Linked DNA regions of Homo sapiens: region 2 is linked to region 1. The links are chromatin loops, found by intact Hi-C in ENCODE. Cell type or tissue: K562. All regions are shown on one strand. Links, peaks and the distances in the headings refer to the core of each region. The heading gives the core; the rest is flanking DNA.

Region 1 (10,019 bases), core at 1,278-9,277:
ATTTTCTACAATGTTTCTGAATATCTAAATATTTTACTAGAAGCCCATATGGCAGACGTACCTGATAGTAATAACTGAAGCACAGCCTGAGATACTCTATGGTCTAAGAACAATGTGTTGGTCAGAATCTCCACATAAGAAATTGCAAGTGGCCAACCTGGAGACTCGCTCCTTATCTATGAAGGACATTTGAACCTCTGGGCCATTCCCTGTAATGCAGGACATGCAAGGAACTGAGGCACTTTGTTTTGGGTTAAATGGAGTTTTGCTAGGTGGAGGCTGCTAAGTGGAGGTTATGAGGTGGAGGGTGCTAAGTGAAAATGCTATATAAATTGCATGATTTTTGTTGTTGTTGTTGAGATGGGGTCTTACTTTGTTGCCCATGCTGGTCTCAAACTCCTGGCATCAAACGATCCTCCCAACCCGGCCTCCCATAGTGCTGGGATTACTGGCCAGAGTCACCATGCCTGACCATACTACATGCTTTTTACAAATGATAGCAGTGTTCCTGTCCAGCCCACTGCCACTGGACCATCCCTGTATAAAAGTCCTCAATAAACTCTACATCTCGTTTGCTGGCACCAGGTCTCTTCTTTGGCCTCTTGGACACAGTGCCATCCCCACAGGAGTCAATCGGGGTCAGCACAATAGGCCCTAATTGTTTTATAATATAGAAAGGCAATAAATTAGGATAAGGGAAAAAATACTGTGTTTACATTTAAAATATAGTTAATTACAGGCTTTGATACTTATAAACAGATTTTTCATTTATATGAACATCTCCTGGGGCATTTGAAAGTCATGAAGGATGCAGGGCAATTCTTTTTTGTGCACTATTGACCTGGACATTGCAGGACATACAGCATCTCCTCCCCATAACTATTGCTAGTAGTACCCCCTTTCCATCACTCTGGCGAACAAACAAAAAATATGCCCTGAGAGTTTCCAAAAACTTTCTTATTGATCACCCCCACTTTAAAGTATAATTTTATATGAACTTTGCAAATGTTTAAAAGGTTTTCTTATTTTTCCTCCTTCCTTAGTTTTCTTTTAAAATAATAATGGGGTGGGGGGTGGTGAGGAGAAATCATGCTAATTACCTTTAGTTCTGCCAGAGGGAAGCTTGGCTGTGTCTGAGTCATGGCAGAGTTTCATGATAGCGGTTGTGTAAAGACAGTTAAACCTCTTGCAGCTTATTCAAATTCTTACAATTTATTCAAATTGCAGGTATGATGTTCAGGAGAAAATACAATAATAATAGCTAATGTCTAGTGAGTTGTGAACATGTAGCAGGCAGTGTCCTAAGTGCTCCATATATGCAGATTCTTTACAATAACCCTAGGAGGTAGGTCTGACAGATGAAGAAACAGGCACAGGAAAGTGAACTGACCTGTAAACGATGAAGCTGTGCTTCAAAGCAATCACCAAACAAGGGCTTTACATACATAATTGCACGTAATCCCCACAGAAACAATGATGTCACTACCATTACCTCCATTTTATAGATCTTACACATTTGGAAAGTAGGAGGCTCAGATCTCCTGGGAAATACATGGCTTATAGGCACACTGTTATTAACATGTACAAAATAATGGCAAAGAAGGCCAAAGTTATTGCCACAATCAAATCAATGTGGAGAACCAAATAAATTCTGTAAATATCATATTCTCTTTCAAATCTATGTTAAGTTAAAGATCAGTCACTTCTCATAGAATTTTCTGAGGTCCTGCCTGAGTATCTTATTGGATATTGTGGAGAAGTGACTTATGAGTATGATTTTGATTTTCCCCTGGAGTTAATGAAAAATAACTCAATTGGGCTAAGAGTTACCCCTGTTTTGTAAACTGGTCTTTCTCTTTTAAAACAGAAGCAATATTGTGACAAATGCAATAAAGAACTTTATTTTGTTAAGAGCAGGCACTCCCAGAGTTTTATCTGCAAAATATACATTTTTGTATAATATGTCCACATGTATACATTTTATGACTTTCACTTAAAAATATAACATATTCCTTGTTTCTATAGTTCTCATAATGATAACTTTTAATGGGTGCATAACATTTCTTTGAGTGGATGTTATAATAATTTACTCAATTTTTAAAATTGTTGATCATTTGGGTTATTCTAATTTTTCTCTACTCTAGATTGAATGCAGCAACCAATAGCTTTGCGCTGCAAGTTTTTAAAATCACCTTTATAATTCCTTTAACTAAATTCCTAGAAGTGGGATTTTTACGTAAATGTATATAAATGGCTTTGATTTGATACATCTTCTGCTATACCAAATGGAAAGCTATACCGATCTTTGGCATCTTTCTCTGTCAGCTTCTCCATTCATTCTTTCTATCAGCTGAACACCATCTGTCAATGGCAACTTACTTTGCCTGACTTTCTCAAGTTGTCCCTGGTTACTTCCTTGGAGACAAAGCAACCTGTGATGAGGTCAGAAGTATCATGTTCACACTAAAGAGGCAAGGTCTCTGATGAGTAGCTGAGTGAAATCCCATCTCTGACCTCAGTGCTTCTGCTACCTTTCATGAAGGCCATCCTTTGTTCCAGCACACTGACAGAAATAAAAAACGCTCTCTAAGCTGACAAATGGGGTGGGTCATAAGTGAACATTGTGACAGATTTCAGACATCATACAGACCTCATATTGGCCTATAAGATAAAAATCACAGACTAATAATATATCGTTTGGCAGCTTGAATGACAAAACAATGTGATTTTAAATGAAAATACTTTTAATTGGCTTCTACAAATGAATTAAATGAGTTTTCCTTCTACATTCAATTCTATTGCAGTCATTTCTAAACAGCTGATAGGTTAAAATTATATGGTTAGTTAAAATAACTATTTTTAACTAATTTTTTTTTTGGCTGGGCATGGTGGCTCATGCCTAGAATTCAAGCACTTTGGGAGGCCGAGGGAGGAGGATCACTTGAGCCCAGGAGTTCTAGACTAGCCCAGGCAACACAGTGAGGCCCTATCTCAACAATGACAACAACAAAAATGACAACAACAAAATTAGCCCGGCATGGTATAGTCCTATCAATAGTCTGATCTTTCCAGAAAGAATATCACCAAAGTACTAATCAGAACTACCTACAGACACAGTTCTCAGAAGCTGGTGTAGTGCCTGTAGTCCCAGCTACTTGGGAGGCTGAGGCAGGAGGATTGCTTGAGCCCAGGAGATTGAGGCTGCCATAAGCTGTAATTGTACCACTGCACTCCAACCTTAGTGACAGAGTGAGACTCCATCTCTTAAAAAAAAAATTAACTTTTACTTTTTAAAAAGCTATTTTTATGGTTATTTTCTTGTTTTTTATTTTTTTTTTGAGACTGGGTCTCACTCTGTTACCCAGGCTGAAGTGCAGTGGCAGGATCACGGCTCACTGCAGCCTTGAACTCCTGGGCTTAAGCCATCCTTCTGCCTCAGCCTTCCCAAGTAGTTGGGACCATAGGTGTGCACTACCATGCCCGGTTGATTTTGTATTTTTTGTAGAGATGCGGTCTCCCTATGTTTCCCAGGCTGGTCTTGAACTCTTGGGTTCAAGTGATCCACCTGTCTCAGCTTCCCAAAGTGCTGGGATTATAGGCATGAGCCACCGTGCCAGGGTGGTTAGTTGTTAATAATAATTTGCTGTTCCATGGTGTAATTTTTAATTACAGGTTAGAGAGTTTTTGGTTATTTCAGAATCTGATTTTGGAAGAAAGGTGTTTTGCAATGCCTCCAAATAAGAAAAAGAAGATATTTTATTTTCAGGTTATTTACATTATACCCCAATTTCAGTCATTTTGCTTTATTGGCAAAAGCTATCATTATACTATTGTCAAATCTCTCATATTTCATTATTACAAGCAATTTGACAACTCATTTGTTTTGTGTTTAAAAATCTATCTAGAACCATATATTTCTTTTATAAATAACAAAGCCATGTTACATAGATAACGATGACTATGTCATTAATAAGGAAACAGGCTTAACTATTCTAGAGTTGTATTTGATGAGAGGAAAACCTAGTTGGTTGTCGATTTGTTGACTAAAAAGAGAAGAGTTGTGATATATTTGAGTAGGTTAACAAAGTTGTTGTCTCTCCCTATGTTTACATCCTGAAAAGTTGTGTTTGTGTGTGTGAGAGAAAAAGAGAGAGTGAGATCAAGAGATGAACTGCAAGTGTTGTTTGAAACAGTTTAGGTGCAGTCCTGCTTGGCAAGTAGAGATGCTTCCTGCAGGTGAGGTTAGAATTTTACATTGCTTCTGATTGAAGGCTGCATGCTTTGGGTTCTAGGTGTTTACTTTTAGGCCTCAGAGCTTTGGAAAAAAGGTGCTTTTTTCTTTTGAACAGGTTTTCTTATGATCAGTTATTTTGATTTAGAAAAATTCTCAGCCTAGAATTTAAACAAGAACAGGAGGATCCTAATTTCTTATTTGTCGACATACCCCAAAAGCCCTCCTCATCCACCCAACTTCACAAATGGCTCAATCTGTCTGGTATAGCTTTAGGGATAATCACTAGCTTCTTGTACTTGTGACCATGAGGTCTAAGCAAAGGGCACATTACCAAGGAATGAAACACGTGCTAACTTATCAGGGTGCACGAGCACCACCTAGTGGCCTTGAACTAACTCAACAGCTTCTTCGAAAGAAAGAGGATCCAAAGGTCCAAGGCCTCTCTCAGTGGTGAGTTGCATACACATGCATGAAAGCACCAGGATTCAACTTCCGCAGAACTCAATCTGTAGGTAGTTCTGATTAGTACTTTGATCTTCTTTTTGGAAAGAGCAGACTATTTATAGGGCAAGAAAACGGAGTGTTACACACTGAGGACTCTTGGCTCTTTTTGGCAGATCTGCAGCAGTATGCACATATGTGAGTGGTGAGCTAACACCCTTCCTTTCAGTTGAATAGGAATATGTAAAAGCTAGACACATCATCACAAAATGAGTGACATAAACTATCTTCCCGTTTGGAGGATAGAAAGTCTAAGAAGTCCGAGGAGAATTTAGTTTCTCCTTTAGTATATGTGCTAAACCACTTTCTACATAATATTCTCCCCTCGAGTAGGCAGGGACCATCTCTTTTTCTACATGTATAGCAAACAAATCTGGTAAATTTTTTGTTCCTTATAACTGTTGGTTATTATGCTTTTTTTGTTTTTTTAGACACAGGGTCTCACTCTGTTGCCTAGGCTAGAGTGCAGTGGTGCGATCACAGCTCACTGCAGCCTCAAGCTCCTGGGCTCAGGTGATCCTCCCACTTCAGCTTCCCAGGAGGCTGGGACTACAGGTTGCATGCCACCATGCCTGGCTATTATTATTTTGGTAGTGACAGGCTTTTGCCATGTTGCCCAGGCTGGTGTGGTCTCAAACTCCTGGGCTCAAGTGATCCTTCCAACTCAGCCTCCCAAAGTGCTGCGATTGTAGGTGTGAGCTATAGACACGTAGCTCGGCTATTACATACATTTTTAAAATAAAAATAATACTTGCTGACTGGGGAAGACTTGAAAAATGCAGAAAAGCAGGATTTTTTTTTTTTTTTGAGACAGAGTCTCACTCTGTTGTCCAGGCTGGAGTGCAGTGGCGTGATCTCAGCTCACTGCACCCCCACCTCCTGGGTTCAAGCGATTCTCCTGCCTCAGCCTCCTGAGTAGCTGGGATTACAGGTGCCTGCCATCACACAAGACTAATTTTTGTATTTTTAGTAGAGATGGGTTTTTGCCATGTTGGCCAGGCTGGTCTCGAACTCCTGACCTCAAGTGACCTGTCCACCTCGGCCTCTCATAGAAAAATAGAAATTAACAGCAAAGTAAACACATAGCTCACAGTCCCCCTACTAAACACAGTCACTGCTACCATGTTATTATTTAGTAAGCATCCACCCTGAGTACACACTCTGGAACCAGGCTTGCCTTGGTTTAAATCTCAAGTGGGCCATTTAGTAGCTACAAACTGGACACATTACTTAGCCTTCTTGGTGCCTCGATTTCCTAATCTCTAAGATGGGCATAAAAGCAGCTCTGCAGGAGAGGGCTATTATGAGGATTAAAGAAATTAATATATGTAAAGCTTTTAGAATATAGTGCCTACATATAGTAAACACTGCCTGCGTTAACCATTACTTCCCCTCTCTTTTTCCTCCAGCTCCTTACTGTTATTAGAACTATGCACCAGGGATCCTGCTAGAAACTAACATCTTGGTTTGTTTTCACCTAGTTTTTGCCTTTGTGTAGTTTCTTTCTGCACTTTCTTAGTAGCGGAAACTATACTAAAACATAATTTTGTATTTTTTAAAGTTTTGCTATATTGTAATATTAACTTATTCATTGTAAAATTTGTAATGACTGGTAAATGCTATTATATTAACGTAACTGTTTAGCCTGGTGTATGACGATGTAGTCTCCGGAATTGGTGGATTCTTGGTCTCACTGACTTCAAGAATGAAGCTGCAGACCCTCGCGGTGAGTGTTACAGTTCTTAAAGGTGGTGTGTCCGGAGGTTGTTCCTTCTGATATTCAGACGTGTTCGGAGTTTCTTTCTTCTGGCGGGTTCATGGTCTCACTGGCTTCAGGAGTGAAGCTACAGACCTTCGCGGTGAGTGTTGCAGCTCATAAGGCAGCGCGTCTGGAGTTGTTCATTCTTCCAATGGGTTCGTGGTCTCGCTGGCCTCAGGAGCGAAGCTGCAGCCCGTTGCAGTGAGTGTTACAGCTCACAAAGACAACACAAACCCAAACAGTGAACAGCAGAAAGATTTATTGCAAACAGCAAAAGAACAAAGCTTCCACAACATGGAACTAGACCCTTGGGCAGCCTGCAACTAGACCCTTGGGCAGCCTGCTTTTATTCCCTTATCTGGCCCCACCCACATCTTGCTGATTGGTCCATTTTACAGAGAGCTGATCGGTCTGTTTTACAGACAGCTTATTGGTCCGTTTTGACAGAGTGCTGATTGGTGTATTTACAATCCCTTAGCTAGACATAAAGGTTCTCCAACTCCCTACCAGATTAGCTAGACACAGAGCGCTGCTTGAACTAGACACAGAGTGCTGATTGGTGCATTTACAATCCTCCAGCTAGACATAGAAGTTCTCCAAGTCCCCACCAGATTAGCTAGACACAGAGCACTGATTGGTGTATTCACAAACCTCGAGCTAGACACCAAGTGCTGACTGGTGTATTCACAATCCCTTAGCTAGACATAAAGGTTCTCCAAGTCCCCACCAGATTAGCTAGACACAGAGCACTGATTGGTGTGTTTACAAACCTCGAGCTAGACACAGAGTGCTGACTGGTGTATTCACAATCCCTTAGCTAGACATAAAGGTTCTCCAAGTCCCAACTAGACTCACGAGCCCAGCTGGCTTCACCTCGTGGATCCTGCACTGGGCCGCAGGCGGAGCTGCCTCCCAGTCCCGCACCGTGCACCCGCACTCCTCAGCCCTTGGGCAGTCCATGGGACCGGGCGCAGCAGAGCAGGGGGTGGTGCTCGTTGGGGAGGCTTGGGCTGCGCAGGAGCCCACAGTGGGGGTGAGGCTAGGGCATGACAGGCTGCAGGTTCTGAGCCGTGCCCACCGGGGAGGCAGCTGAGGCCTGGCGAGAATTTGAGCGCAGTGCCGGCAGGCTGGCACTGCTGGGGGACCTGGTGCACCCTCTGCAGCTGCTGGCCCGGGTGCTAAACCCCTCCCTCCCTGCTGGCCGGCCACTCCAAGTGCAGGGCCTGCCAAGCCCACCTCCCACCAGAAGCTCACGCTGGCTCGCCACTCTCACTCCACACCTCCCTGGGAGGGGAGGGAGCCGGTTCCGGCCTCGGCCAGCCCAGAGAGGGGCTCCCACAGCGCAGCAGCGGGCTGAAGGGCTCCTCAAGCGCAGCCAGAGTGGGTGCTGAGGCCAAGGAGGCACCTAGAGTGAGAGAGGGCTGCCAGCACTTCGTCACCTCTCAATGACACAGTTTGGATATGTGGATTTTTATTAACATGCAAAATGAAGATAAACATTTTTTAGAAAGGCAAACATAAGGCAGGTGTGGTGGCTCACGTCTGTAATCCCAGCACTTTGGGAGGCCAAGGCGGGTGGATCACCTGAGGTCAGGAGTTTGAGACCAGCCTGGCCAACATGATGAAACCCCATCTCTACTAAAAATACAAAAAATTAGCTGGGTGTGGTGGCAGGCCCCTGTAATCCCAGCTACTTAGGAGGCTGAAGCAGGAGAATCACTTGAACCCAGGAGGTGGAGGTTGTAGTGAGCCGAGATTGCGCCATTGCACTCCAGCTTGGGCAACAGGAGTAAAACTCCATCTCAAAAAAGAAAAGCTAACATAAAGATTTACAAAAGAATGTAACACGATGTATTTTGGAATCCTGTTCTCCTGTTCTGGTTATATTTCCATGTTGGCTAGTAGATTCATTTTTTTTTTCTCTCATCAAGCACCACCTATGCATCTATGTACAGGGTGTGATGCTGAATGCTGGGACTATAACACTAAATAAGGGATTTTCCTGGAGAAACGTGAAGAGACACTCAAAGTGATGCAGGGGAAACATTGGGAAGAGCAATCACCTCTGCCTGATGAAGCTGAAATTTAAGCTGGTATTGGAGGGTGACAGGAATTTGCTGGGAAAGGACGTGGAATAAAGTATTCTAGGCAGAAGAGTCAGCAATGAGTAAAAATCTAAGTTGGGAATAAGCCTAGTGTGTCCATAAAGCATTGTAGTAATGCCTGTAAAGAAGTGTAGTGTGCATGGTGAATGGAAAGAGGCAGGTGGGAAAAGAAGACTGACAACACTCTTTTGGGCCCAACACTTCAACAGGTTTGGGCCAAGACCTGAAAAACAAAAACAGAAACAAAAGGGAATAAATCTAGGTTTTAAGTCAGGGAAGTAAACTGTTTTGGAAAGATAATATTGGTAAGAGACAGAATGGACAGGAAGACAGCTAGATTGTAGGTACTGACATTAGTGATGAGGCTGGTACATAAATTAATTAAAATCTGGGTGATTAGAATGAAAGGAGGCCAGACTCAAACTGTTTGAAAGATGTAAAGCAACTCAGTTAGAAGTAGGGTATGATGGCACAGGAAGGGCAGAGGAAGACTTAATGTTTCCAGCTATGGATGAACAGGGATGACATTAATAGGTGAGATCATCTGGTCAGAATATAAAAACAAAGAGGTCCAACAGTGAAACTCTGGGGAATCCCTACATCTAAGCAGCAGTCAGAGTCGGGGAGAGTTAGCAAAATGATAGGGAATAGTAATGAGCGGACAAGAAAAAGTGCTGTTGGAGAAGGCAAGGAGAAGGGATTGTATAAGCAGTGAATTGTTCATGTCCAATGATGGAGAGGAGACAAATGATAGGACTGAAAACAAGTCAGTGATGGACAGTTGTGTGACTGGCTATCAGTGACTTTAGCAAAAAGTAGTTTAAAGGTGGAGAGTGCATGAGAAATTAAGAATTTGAGACAGTGATGGCAGACTCGTGCTCCAGCATGTTTGTTCAGAAAAGGCATTACGTAGGGGCAAAATCAAGAAAGGCAACTGTTGCGGTAAAGTATCTTCATGACAGAGATTTGAGAATTTCTGTAGAACAAGAAGCCTGATTGGTGAATCACTCTCTATACACACACACACACTCACTCTCTCTCTCTCTCTCTCTCTCTCTCTCTCTCTCTCTCTCCTGTATCTTAGACTGGAAACTTAGTTCTAAGAACTAAGCTCTAACCTTAGTTGGAAGAGGGTAGAATCACAACTTAGACTGGGCTGAAGGCTTTTATTTTGGTTTCCCACAAAGCAGTTAATAAGTAGTGTAAAGGATATATATTAGGTAAGGACGCAGGTATATGCATTCAGCTGCCCACTCCCTTTACATATCACAACATTTTTGGTGGCCTCAGCAGTTCTAGTAACTAAAATGTCAGAAAAGTGTGGTTCTGTGGGCTTCCTTATCACCCTTTTTAAAAACCTCAGATATATTAGCACCCAGAAGTAACTTATTTTAGATGAAATTTGTTTCTAAGGAAGCCA
Region 2 (10,019 bases), core at 961-8,960, 210 kb before region 1:
CACATGAGGCTGAGAGTAGGGGCAGGGGCAGCAGTGGTGCCAGTTGGGGGGCAGTCCAGTGGGAGGAGCCTCAGCCTCGCGGGCTGCTCCGTGGGACTGATGACTGCATGATCTTCTGGGCACCTCATGGATCTTCCACTGCAGGTGAAACAGATGCTGGTGGTGGGTCCAGGGCTGCTGGGAGCCGCTGCCTGGGTCCCAGAGGCTGGACTGGGGCAGGTGCCAACTGAAGCTGCTGGGGCAGTATGGGCAGGATGTTCTGCACACAAACCTTGAAGAAGAAGATGTGTGCATAGCGGGTCCACTGCTGCTGCCCCTGCCCTGACTCCCAGCCCTGCCTGACCCCACCTCACCCTGCTCAGGCTCTGGCGCAACCCTGGCTGCCCTGCCACTGCCTCTGCCCCAGAGTTGGGGCCTCGACAGCCTGGCTGGAAGGGGCACCCCAGCCCTGCCTCAACACCTGGGTCCCTCCATAACTACCACAGGCAGGTGGGCCACCCCAAAGAAGATCCTAGGACTCACAGTACCCCCTGAGAACATGGACATTATGTGGGGGTAGCAATGGAGGGCAGGATGGTTATCTTCTCCCGGGTAAAGCCATTTAATCCTTTCAGTTTGGGACGGAATAAAGCCTGCTTCTCTTTTTTTTTTTTTTTTTTTTGAGACAGAGTCTTGCTCTGTCACCCAGGCTGGAGTGCAGTGGTGCGATCTTGGCTCACTGCAACCTCTTCCTGCTGGGTTCACGCCATTCTCCTGCCTCAGCCTTCTGGGTAGCTGGGATTACAGGTGCACGCTAACATGTCCAGCTAATTTTTGTATTTTTAGTACAGACGGGGCTTCATCATCTTGGCCAGGCTGATTTCGATCTCCTGACATCGTGATCCGCCTGCCTCCACCTCCCAAAGTGCTGGGATTACAGGCATGAGCCACCACGCCTGGCCAAGGCCTGCTCCTCTTGTATATACCCCCTACCCCTGCTGCTGTGCAGGGGGAAAGCTTGGCAGTTTCCCTCCTCTGAGCCCCTGTACATACCATGAAGTGTGGGACCTTCAGAGCTTTTCACTTTTCGGAAAATAGCTCCTGCTGGGGCTACAAGATGGAGTGTGAAGAGGGCCTTGGGCCACAGGGAGGCGCCTGTGGAATAGGGGGAGTTCATGCACCCCTTCTTTCCCCAGAGGGGCTGGACTCAGGTGAGTATGGGGGTGGGGGCTCCTGCACTTCGACACAGGCAGTGGGAGGGTTTTCTCCCCATTCCCTCTGCACTCCCAACTTAAGCTGTACTTTTTAAGAAAGTGATTCACCCTGCCTTTGCCCCCTTCCCCAGAACAGAACACGTTGATCATGGGCGATATTTTTCATTGTGCCAAAAAGTTGCCATGACCGTCATTAAACCTGTTTAACACCAAATAATAAGGAAAATAAAATAAAAAATTCGGGCTTGGTGCAGAAACTCACTCCAAATAAATTACCTACCAAAATATTTATATAATGGTGGAAATATTCCAAAATTCCATAATTTGGGATTTATACACAAAAGATAAAAAAATTAGAGGCCAAGAGGCTGCCGGAAGGGAAAAACGGGGCCTGGAAAGGCCGTTGTGAGGAATGAGCTGGGCCTAAAGAGGCCACTGGCAGGCAGGAGCTGGGCCTGCCGAAGTGGCCGAAAGGCAGGAGCTTTGGACTGGGGAGGGTGCAGTGAGGCGAGAGCTAGCTGGGCGTGGAGAGTCCGCTGTGAGGCCGAGGCCGGGCCCATGCAGACCTTCGAGAGGCAGGAGGCCGGGCCTGCAAAGGCCGACTGGAGGTCAAGTTCTGGGCCTGAAGAGGCCACCAAAAGTCAAAAGCGGGGCCTGGGAAGACCGCCGAGAGCCATGAGCTGGGCTGGGCCGAAAGAGGCCACTGAGGCAGGAGGAGCTGGGCCTGGAGAGGCTGACTCGAGGAAGTTTTGCACCTGGAGAGGCCGCCGAGAGGACGGAGCTGGGCCCGGGGAGGCCGACTTGCAGCTCTTCCAGGCCCATTTCCAGGCCGACTTGAGGACGACTTAGGCCTGCAGAGGCCGCCGGGAGGCTGGAGCTGGGCCTGGAGAGGCCGACTTCAGGACGATTTGGGCCTGCAGAGGCTGCCGGGAGGCCCAAGCTGGGCCTAGAGGAGCCCACCGACCGGAGGCCGTTTGGGGCCTGGAGACGCTGTCGGAGGGCAGGAGCTGAGCCTGGAGAGGCCACCGTGAGGCCTGAGCTGGGCCTGGGGAGCTTGGCTTCAGGAAGTTGTGGGCCTACCAGGGCCGCTGGAAGCTGCGGGGGAGCTGAGTCCAAAGACCTTGTTGGGAGGCCGGAGTTGGGCCTGGAGACGCAGCCGGGAGGAAGAGCTGGGCCCGGAGAGGACGCCGGGAGGCTGCAAGTGGGTCTGGAGAGGCCAACTTGAGGAGGCCCAGCCTCTGCCTCCCGCATGGCGGCCTCTGCAGGCCCAGCTGTTCCTCCTGGCTGCATCTCCCGGCCCAGCTCCTGCCTCCCAGCAAGCAAGCTCTTTCGGCTCAGCTCTCGCCGGCGTTTGTAGACCCCAAAGTTTCTGCAGCCAAGCTCTTCAGGCCCACATCCTGCCTCCCAGTGGCCTGTACAGTCCCAGCTCTGGCTGGAGAAGAGCGTCTGCAGGCCCTGCTGTTGCCTCCCAGGGGCGTCTCCAGGCCAAGCTCTTGCCCCACCGCGGCCTCCCGGGGCCAAGTCCCTGTCCGCCTTCCGGCAGCCCGCGTGCGGCCCTGCTCCTCCCTCACGGTGGCCTGTTGAGGCAGGGGCTCACGCTGACCTCTGTCAGCGTGGGAGGAGCCGGTGTGAGGCAGGGGCTCACGCCTCTGGGCAGGGTGCCAGAGGCATGAGTTGGGCATCAACAGGCCACCGTGAGGGAGGAGCTGGGCTGCATGCGGGATGCCGGGAGGCAGGCAGGGACTTGGCCCCGGGAGGCCGCTGTGGGGGCGAGAGCTGGGCCTGGAGAGGCCCCTGGGAGGCAAGAGCGGGGCCTGCAGAGGCTGTTCTCCAGCCAGAGCTGGGCCTGTACAGGCCACCGGGAGGCAGGAGGTGGGCCCGAAGAGCTTGGCTGGAGAAAGTTCGGGGCCTACAAAGGCGGTTGGGAGCTGGGCAGGAGCTAAGCCAAAAAAGCTTGCTTACTTGCTGGGAGGCAGGGCCGGGAGAGGCCGACTTCAGGACGACTTGGGCCTGCAGAGGTCGCCGGGAGGCCCAAGCTGGGCGTGGAGGAGCCCACTGGCCGGAGACCATTTGGGGCCTGGAGACACCATCGGAGGGCAGGAGCTGATCCTGGAGAGGCCACCGTGAGGCCTGACCTGGGCCTGGGGAGCTTGGCTTGAGGAAGCTGTGGGCCGACCAAGGCCGCCAGGAGATGGGCAGGCACTGAGTCCAAAGAGGTTGTTGGGAGGCAGGAGTCGGGCCTGGAGACGCAGCCGGGAGGAAGAGCTGGGCCTGGAGAGGACGCCCGGAGGGTGCAAGTGGGTCTGGAGAGGCCAACTTGAGGAGGTTCTGGGCCCGGAGAGGCCGCCGGAAGGGAAAAACGGGGCCTGGAAAGGCCGTTGTGAGGAATGAGCCCCATGGGCCTGAAGAGGCACTGGCAGGCGGGAGCTGGGCCTGCCGAAGCGGCCGAGAGGCAGGAGCTTTGGACTGGGGAGGCCGCAGTGAGGCGAGAGCTAGCTGGGCGTGGAGAGTCTGCTGTGAGGCAGAGGCTGGGCCTGTGCAGGCTTCGGGAGGCAGGAGGCCGGGCCTTGTCGAGGCCTGCAGAGGCCGCCAAAAGTCAAAAGCGGGGCCTGGGAAGGCCGCCCAGAGGCATGAGCTGGGCTGGGCCGAAAGAGGCACTGGGAGGCAGGAGGAGCTGGGCCTGGAGAGGCTGACTCGAGGAACTTTTGCACCCGGAGAGGCCGCCGAGAGGCTGGAGCTGGGCCTGGGGAGGCCAACTTGAGGACGACTTGGGCCTGCAGAGGGCGCCGGGAGGCAGGAGCTGGCCCTGGACAGGCCGACTTGATGACAGTCTGGGCCTGCAGAGGCCGCCGGGAGGAAGAGCTGGGCCTGGAGAGGCTGCCAAGAAGCATGAGCTGGGCCTGGTGACGTCGACTTGAGAAAGTTCAGGGCCTAGAGAGAAGGCTGGGAGGCAGGAGCTGGGTCTAAAGAGGCCATTGTAACGATGGAGCTGTGCCTGTGGAGGCTGTTGTGAGGCAGTAGCCTCATCTGCGGAGACTGCCGTGAGGTAGGGTATGGGCCTAAATAGGCCATTGTGAGTCATGAGCTTGGTCTGTGGAGGCCGACTGGAGAAAGTTCTGGGCCTGGAGAGGCTGCCGGGAGGTAGGAGCTGGGCCAAAAGATTTAAGCAGATTACATTTATTAGGCACTTTATTTCCATTAGTACACTGTAATATATAATAAAATAATTATAGAACTCACCATAATGTAGAATCAGTGGGCGTGTTAAGCTCGTTTTCCTGCAACTGGATGGTCCCACCTGAGCGTGATGGGAGAAAGTGACAGATCAATAGGTATTAGAGTCTCATAAGGACAGCGCAACCTAGATCCCTCACATGCACGGTTCACAACAGGGTGCGTTCTCCTATGAGAATCTAATGCTACTGCTGATGTGAGAAGGTGGAGCTCAGGCGGGAATGTGAGCAAAGGGGAGTGGTTGTAAATACAGACGAAGCTTCCCTCACTCCCTCACTCGACACACTCACCTCCTGCTGTGTGGCTCCTTACGGCTCCATGGCTCAGGGGTTGGGGACCCCTGCTCAAGAGCATCCAAAACGACCCTTCCCACACCAGTCTTCATAGTGGTCAAGTGCAGCAACCACTTAGCTCCCAAGGCATGTGCCTCAGCTGGCATGTCATCACAATCAACAGTAAGTGGTAGCTTGAGTCATTGTGAGGTCACTTCCTGGAAATCACCAGCATCCCATTTCCCACTGGCAAAGAGCTCAGCACTGCCCCCTGGGAAACCAAACCTATGCCCAAATCCCATCTGTGTGGGTTTATCTCCTGGGACCCTTCCTAACATATTAGTCAGAGTCCAATCAGGAAGCATAAACCACTCAAAAGTTTAAAGTGGTAAAATTTAATACAGAGAATTATTCATTATAACAGGTGAGCAGCATAATGAGAGATTGGCTAGCACAAAGTAAAGAGAACTCTAGAGAATATAGGACTAGCCCAGGCCAGGCATGGTGGCTCATGCCTGAAATTCCAGCAATTTGAGAAGCTAATGCAGGAGGATTGCTTAAGGCCAGGAGCTAGAGACCGGTCTGGACAACACAGTGAGACCCTGTCTCTATCCAAAAAAAGAAAAAAATTAGCTGGGAGTGATGGTGCACACTTGTAGTCCCAGCTACTCGGAATGCTAAAGTTTGAGCCTGGGAGGTCAAGGCTGCAGTCAGGCATGATTATGCCACTACAGTCCAGCCTGGTGACAGAGCAAGACCCTGTCTCAAAGAACAAAACAACAACAACCATTTACAGACAGAAAAGAAATAGAGCTAATAAGCTAAGGAAAGATGTTGAAATGTGACAAGCAAAGTAATATGAGGTCTTTTATCTATTTAAAATAATCAAACAAAAAATGACTTAATTATAATACCCTGTGCTGGCAAAGGTGCAGTGAAATGGGCACTTTCTTATACTATGAGGGGTGTTTAAATTGTGTATAAGCCTTCCAGGGTAAAGCTTGTCAATTTTTTAAAATAATAGAGACAGGGTCTCACCATACTGCCATACTGCCTCCTCAAACTCTTGGCCTCAAGCAATCCTCCTGTCTTAGCCTCCCAAAGTGCTAAGATTATAGCTGGGAGGCACCCAAAACCTTGTCAATTTACATCAAGGGTAATGACAATGTCCATTCGCCATGACTCACAGTAATCTTACTTCTGGGGAGACAATTCAGTCTAAACAAAAGGTCATCTGTACAAACACAGTAAAAATCTGGGAGTAACTGAAGACAGAGTTGGTAAGTGAAATAAGAAAGTTATAAGAAATTAAACTATGGTATCAATAGGCACCTGGTAAAAGGTCAGTTGATGTTAGCTGCTACTTTTTTGTTGTTTTGAGACAGGGTCTCACTCTGTCACCCAGGCTGGAATGCAGAGGCCTGATCATGACTCACTGCAGTCTCAGCCTCCCTGGGCTCAAGTGATCCTCCCAGCTCAGCCTCCCAAGTAGCTGGGACTACAGGAACATGCCACCACACTAGGCTAATTCATATATTTTTCTGTAGGGATGGTGACTCCCTTTGTTTCCAAGGCCTATCGCAAACTCTTGGCCTCAAGCCATCCTCCTGCCTCAGCCTCCCAAAGTGTTGCGATTACCAGTGTGAGCCACCACACCTGACCAGCTGCTACTTTTATCAATATTATTATTATTCCACTCAATTAAAAATTATTATTTTCAAGGCTACGCAACAGTATGTATCCTACAGCGTAATTGTAAAAACATATACAGTCCTCCCTCAGTATACAGAATTAGTTCCAGCCCCCCATCTCTGCATATACCAAAATCCATGCTTACTCACGTTTCGCTGTCACCCCTCTGGAATCCACGTATAGGAAAATTCCAAATATTAGTTGGGCATAGTGGCAAGCGCCTGTAGTCTCAGCCACGTGGGAGGTTGAGATGGGAGGATCGCTTCAGCCTGGAAGGTTGAGGCTGCAGTCAGCTGTGATAGCACTACTACACTCCAGCCTTGGACAACAGAGGGAGACCCTGTCTCAGAAAAAAAAAAATAAATAAATAAAACAGGTTAGAAATTGTAATGAGGTCTGTTGGGCAAAATTCCATATAAGCAAAGTATAAATTAATAAAGCAAATGGTGATAAATTAGTACAATTGACTTTCTGGAGTTTCTGACAATAAAAGTAAGGAAAATGCAAAACACAAAGACAGAGAGTAAAAAGAGAAATTAGGAAAGCATTCTACATGTTTAATAGGAAGACACTGGCCATGTTCGTGCAGCAGCAGTATGTCATGATATGACATACCTTGGAGAGAAGTTAACAGATGAGGAAGTTGATAAAAATGATCAGAGAAGCAAAATACTGGTAGCGACACTCAAGTAAACCACGAAATTTCCATAACTTATGTCAGCAAAGTGGGAATATTGTACAGTGTGTGTTGAAGTTCCTATACAACATTGTTTATCTGCCTTTTGTTTGTTTGTAAGGAATGTATATACTAAAAGTTCTTCTTGCTGTCAAAAGAATATGTGTGAATAAGTCATTTTAACTTATTCTGTTTTTCTCTTATCTTCCTGCCATCATCCCACAGCCTTACTTTAGAAATTTTTTTTTTAGAAAATTGAACAAGTGCTCCTTGTGGTGGCACATACCTCTAGGATGGGAGGCAGGGGTGGAAGGGTCACTTGAGGCCATGAGTTTGACACCAGCCTGGCCAACAAAGTGAGACCCCATGTCTACAAAACAATTTAAAAATTAGCCAAGTATCGTCATGTATACCTACAGTCCCAGCTACTCAGGAGGCTCAGGTAGGAGGATCCTTAGCCCAGGAGTTCAAGGCTGCAGTGAGCTGTGATAGCACTACTGTACTCAAGCCTGGGCGACAGGGTGAGACCCCATCTCCTAAAATAAAAAACAAAGAAAAAAAATAGTTCAAGTAGCAAGTTGTATGTGGCTTACTCTGAATATTTCTAAACTAGAAATTCTCAATCTTTTGGGGTCTAACATCCCTTTACATTTTTTAACTTTATTGAAGATCTCTAAGACTATTTCTTTCTGTAAATAATTATATTAAAACTAGAAAATAAGACAAAAATTTTTAAATATTACTCATCACATATTAATAAAGCCATTACATGTTAATATAATAGAAGATTTTAAAAATATTTAATATTCTTTATATATTAATAATAAAACCATTACATGTTGATATAATACTTTTTTTTTCTTTGATACAAAGTCTTGTTCTTTTGCCCAGGCTGGAGTGAAGTGGCGCAATCTCAGCTCATTGCAACCTCCGCCCCGCAGAGGTTCAAGCGATTTTCCTACCTCAGCCTCCCAAGTAGCTGGGATTACAGGCACCCACTACCATATCTGGCTAATTATTGTATTTTCTTAGTAGAGAAGGAGTTTTCTTAGTAGAGAAGGCTGGTCTTGAACTCTTGACCTCAGGTGATCCACCCGCCTGGGTCTCCCTAAGTGCTGGGATTACAGGTGTGAGCCACTGCGCCCACCCCGATTAATATATGTTTTAAAACACTGATTAGTCAGGCAACAACACCGAGCAGGGGTCTCCTCATTCCCAGCGACGCAAACCCCACTGCACGGCTGAGCGATTGCAAGGGCTGCAGAGCCAAAAGGCTCTGACTTGAGATTTCATTATTTTACTTGTATGTTTATTTGTATTTGAGACAGGTCCTGCTCTGTCACCCAGACTGGAGTGCAGCTGTGCACTTACAGCTCACTGCAGCCTCGACCACCTGGGCTCAAGCCATCTTCCTGCCTCAGCTCCCCAGTAGCTGGTAGTACAGCTGAGTGCCACCATGCCTGGTTATTTTTTTAATTTTTTTGTAGAGTGAGGGGTCTTGCTATGTTGCCCAAGCTGGCCTCAAACTCCTGACCTCAAGAGATCTGCCCACTTCAGCCTCCTGAGTAGCTGAAACTACAAGTACACATCACCATGCCTAGCTACATTTATTTAATTTTGAAAAATATTTTTGTAAAGAGCAGATCTTGCTGTGTTGTCCAGGCTGGTCTTGAACACTTGCCCTTAAAAGATACTCCCACCTCTGCTTACCAAACAGCTGGGACTACAGGCATGAGCCACTGCAATGAGCCTGAAGAGATTTCTTTAATCTAGCATCCCATACTTGGTAGGATTGGGAAAGGCAGTAGTGTTTTTTAAAATTACTTAATAATTTTAGTAACAATCAAACTCAACCTTGACCCCTGCCTTCTCTCACACCCCATATCCAGTCTGTCAGGAAATCCTGTTGACTGTCTTCGACATGTACTAAAGATCCCCACCCAGTAACTCCCTGGCCTCCTCCCCTACTTCTCCCCTCTGACCATCTCTCAACACCACCATGGCCCTGGTCAGGATCACCATCATCTCCCGCCTGGATGTTGCCAAAGCTTGGCCCCCATGCTTCTACCCACATCTTCCCACAGTCTTTCTCAACTCAGCAGCCAGAGAATGCTTTTAAATCGGGAGACAGATCATGTCGCCTCTCTGCTCAGAACCTTCCCGCAGTTCCCATCTGAGTCAGAGTAAAAGCCAAAGCCCCAGCAATAACCTCCCAGGGCTTATGTGATCTGTACTGATCCCCACCCAGCAACTCCCTGGCCCCCTCCCCTAATTCTCTCCCTCTCTCCGTCTGCTCCATGGGCCTCCTTCCAGAGCCTCAGACACACCTCAGACATTTTATTCTATTGTTTCTGCCTATGATCCTCTTCCCTCAGCACCTTGGCCAGCTCCTTCCCCTCCTTCAAGTCTTTACTCAATTTTCACTTAGGAGGCCACCCCTGACCATTCTATTTAACATTGCCATCTGTCCCCATGCCCACCATGCTCATTTCTTCTTTCTTTACTTTCTTCTTTCTTTTCTTCAAGATCTCACTGTCACGAAGGCTGGAGTGCAGTGGCGCAATCACAGCTCACTGCAACCTCAAATTTCCAGGCTCAAGTGATCCTCCCACCTCAGCCTCCCAAGTAGCTGGGACTCCAGATTCATGCCATCATGCCTGGCTAAATTTTTTGTATTTTATTTTATTTTATTTTATTTTATTTTATTTTATTTTGAGACAGAGTTTCACTCTTCTTGCCCAGGCTGTAGTGTAATGGTGCGATCCCGGCTCACTGCAACCTCCACCTCCCAGATTCAAGTGATTCTCCTGCCTCAGCCTTCCAAGTAGCTGGGATTACAGGTGCGTGCCACCACGCCCAGCTAATTTTTGTATTTTTAGTAGAGCCGGGGTTTTGCAATGTTGGCCAGGCTGGTCTCGAACTCCTGACCTCAGGTAATCTGCCCGCTTCGGC

The links. Peaks named below come from ENCODE experiments on the same cell type or tissue, not always from the same donor. Only the 100,000 strongest peaks of a DNase experiment are listed, where the experiment ranks them.
Region 2: it touches region 1 in a loop (10-fold over the local background); 4 of 110 quality-filtered maps call a loop at or near these places.

What each region holds. Positions count from the first base shown.
Region 1 is chr7:39,575,191-39,585,209 of GRCh38, reverse strand. It overlaps a transcript of YAE1 not described here. Among named protein-coding and RNA genes, the nearest start is that of YAE1, 14 kb to the right of the region's middle. RefSeq lists enhancers at 4,763-4,812, 4,833-4,912. In K562, for the core only: a CTCF peak has its summit at 4,613 (motif pointing left); a DNase peak (open chromatin) is centred at 4,589.
Region 2 is chr7:39,786,066-39,796,084 of GRCh38, reverse strand. It overlaps LINC00265 (long intergenic non-protein coding RNA 265), which reads right to left. Exons shown (of 12, transcript NR_026999.1): 9 at 7,481-7,603; 10 at 6,541-6,731; 11 at 4,434-4,491; 12 at 1,462-4,341. Among named protein-coding and RNA genes, the nearest start is that of LINC00265, 58 kb to the right of the region's middle. In K562, for the core only: a CTCF peak has its summit at 3,978 (motif pointing right); no DNase peak of the experiment used is centred there.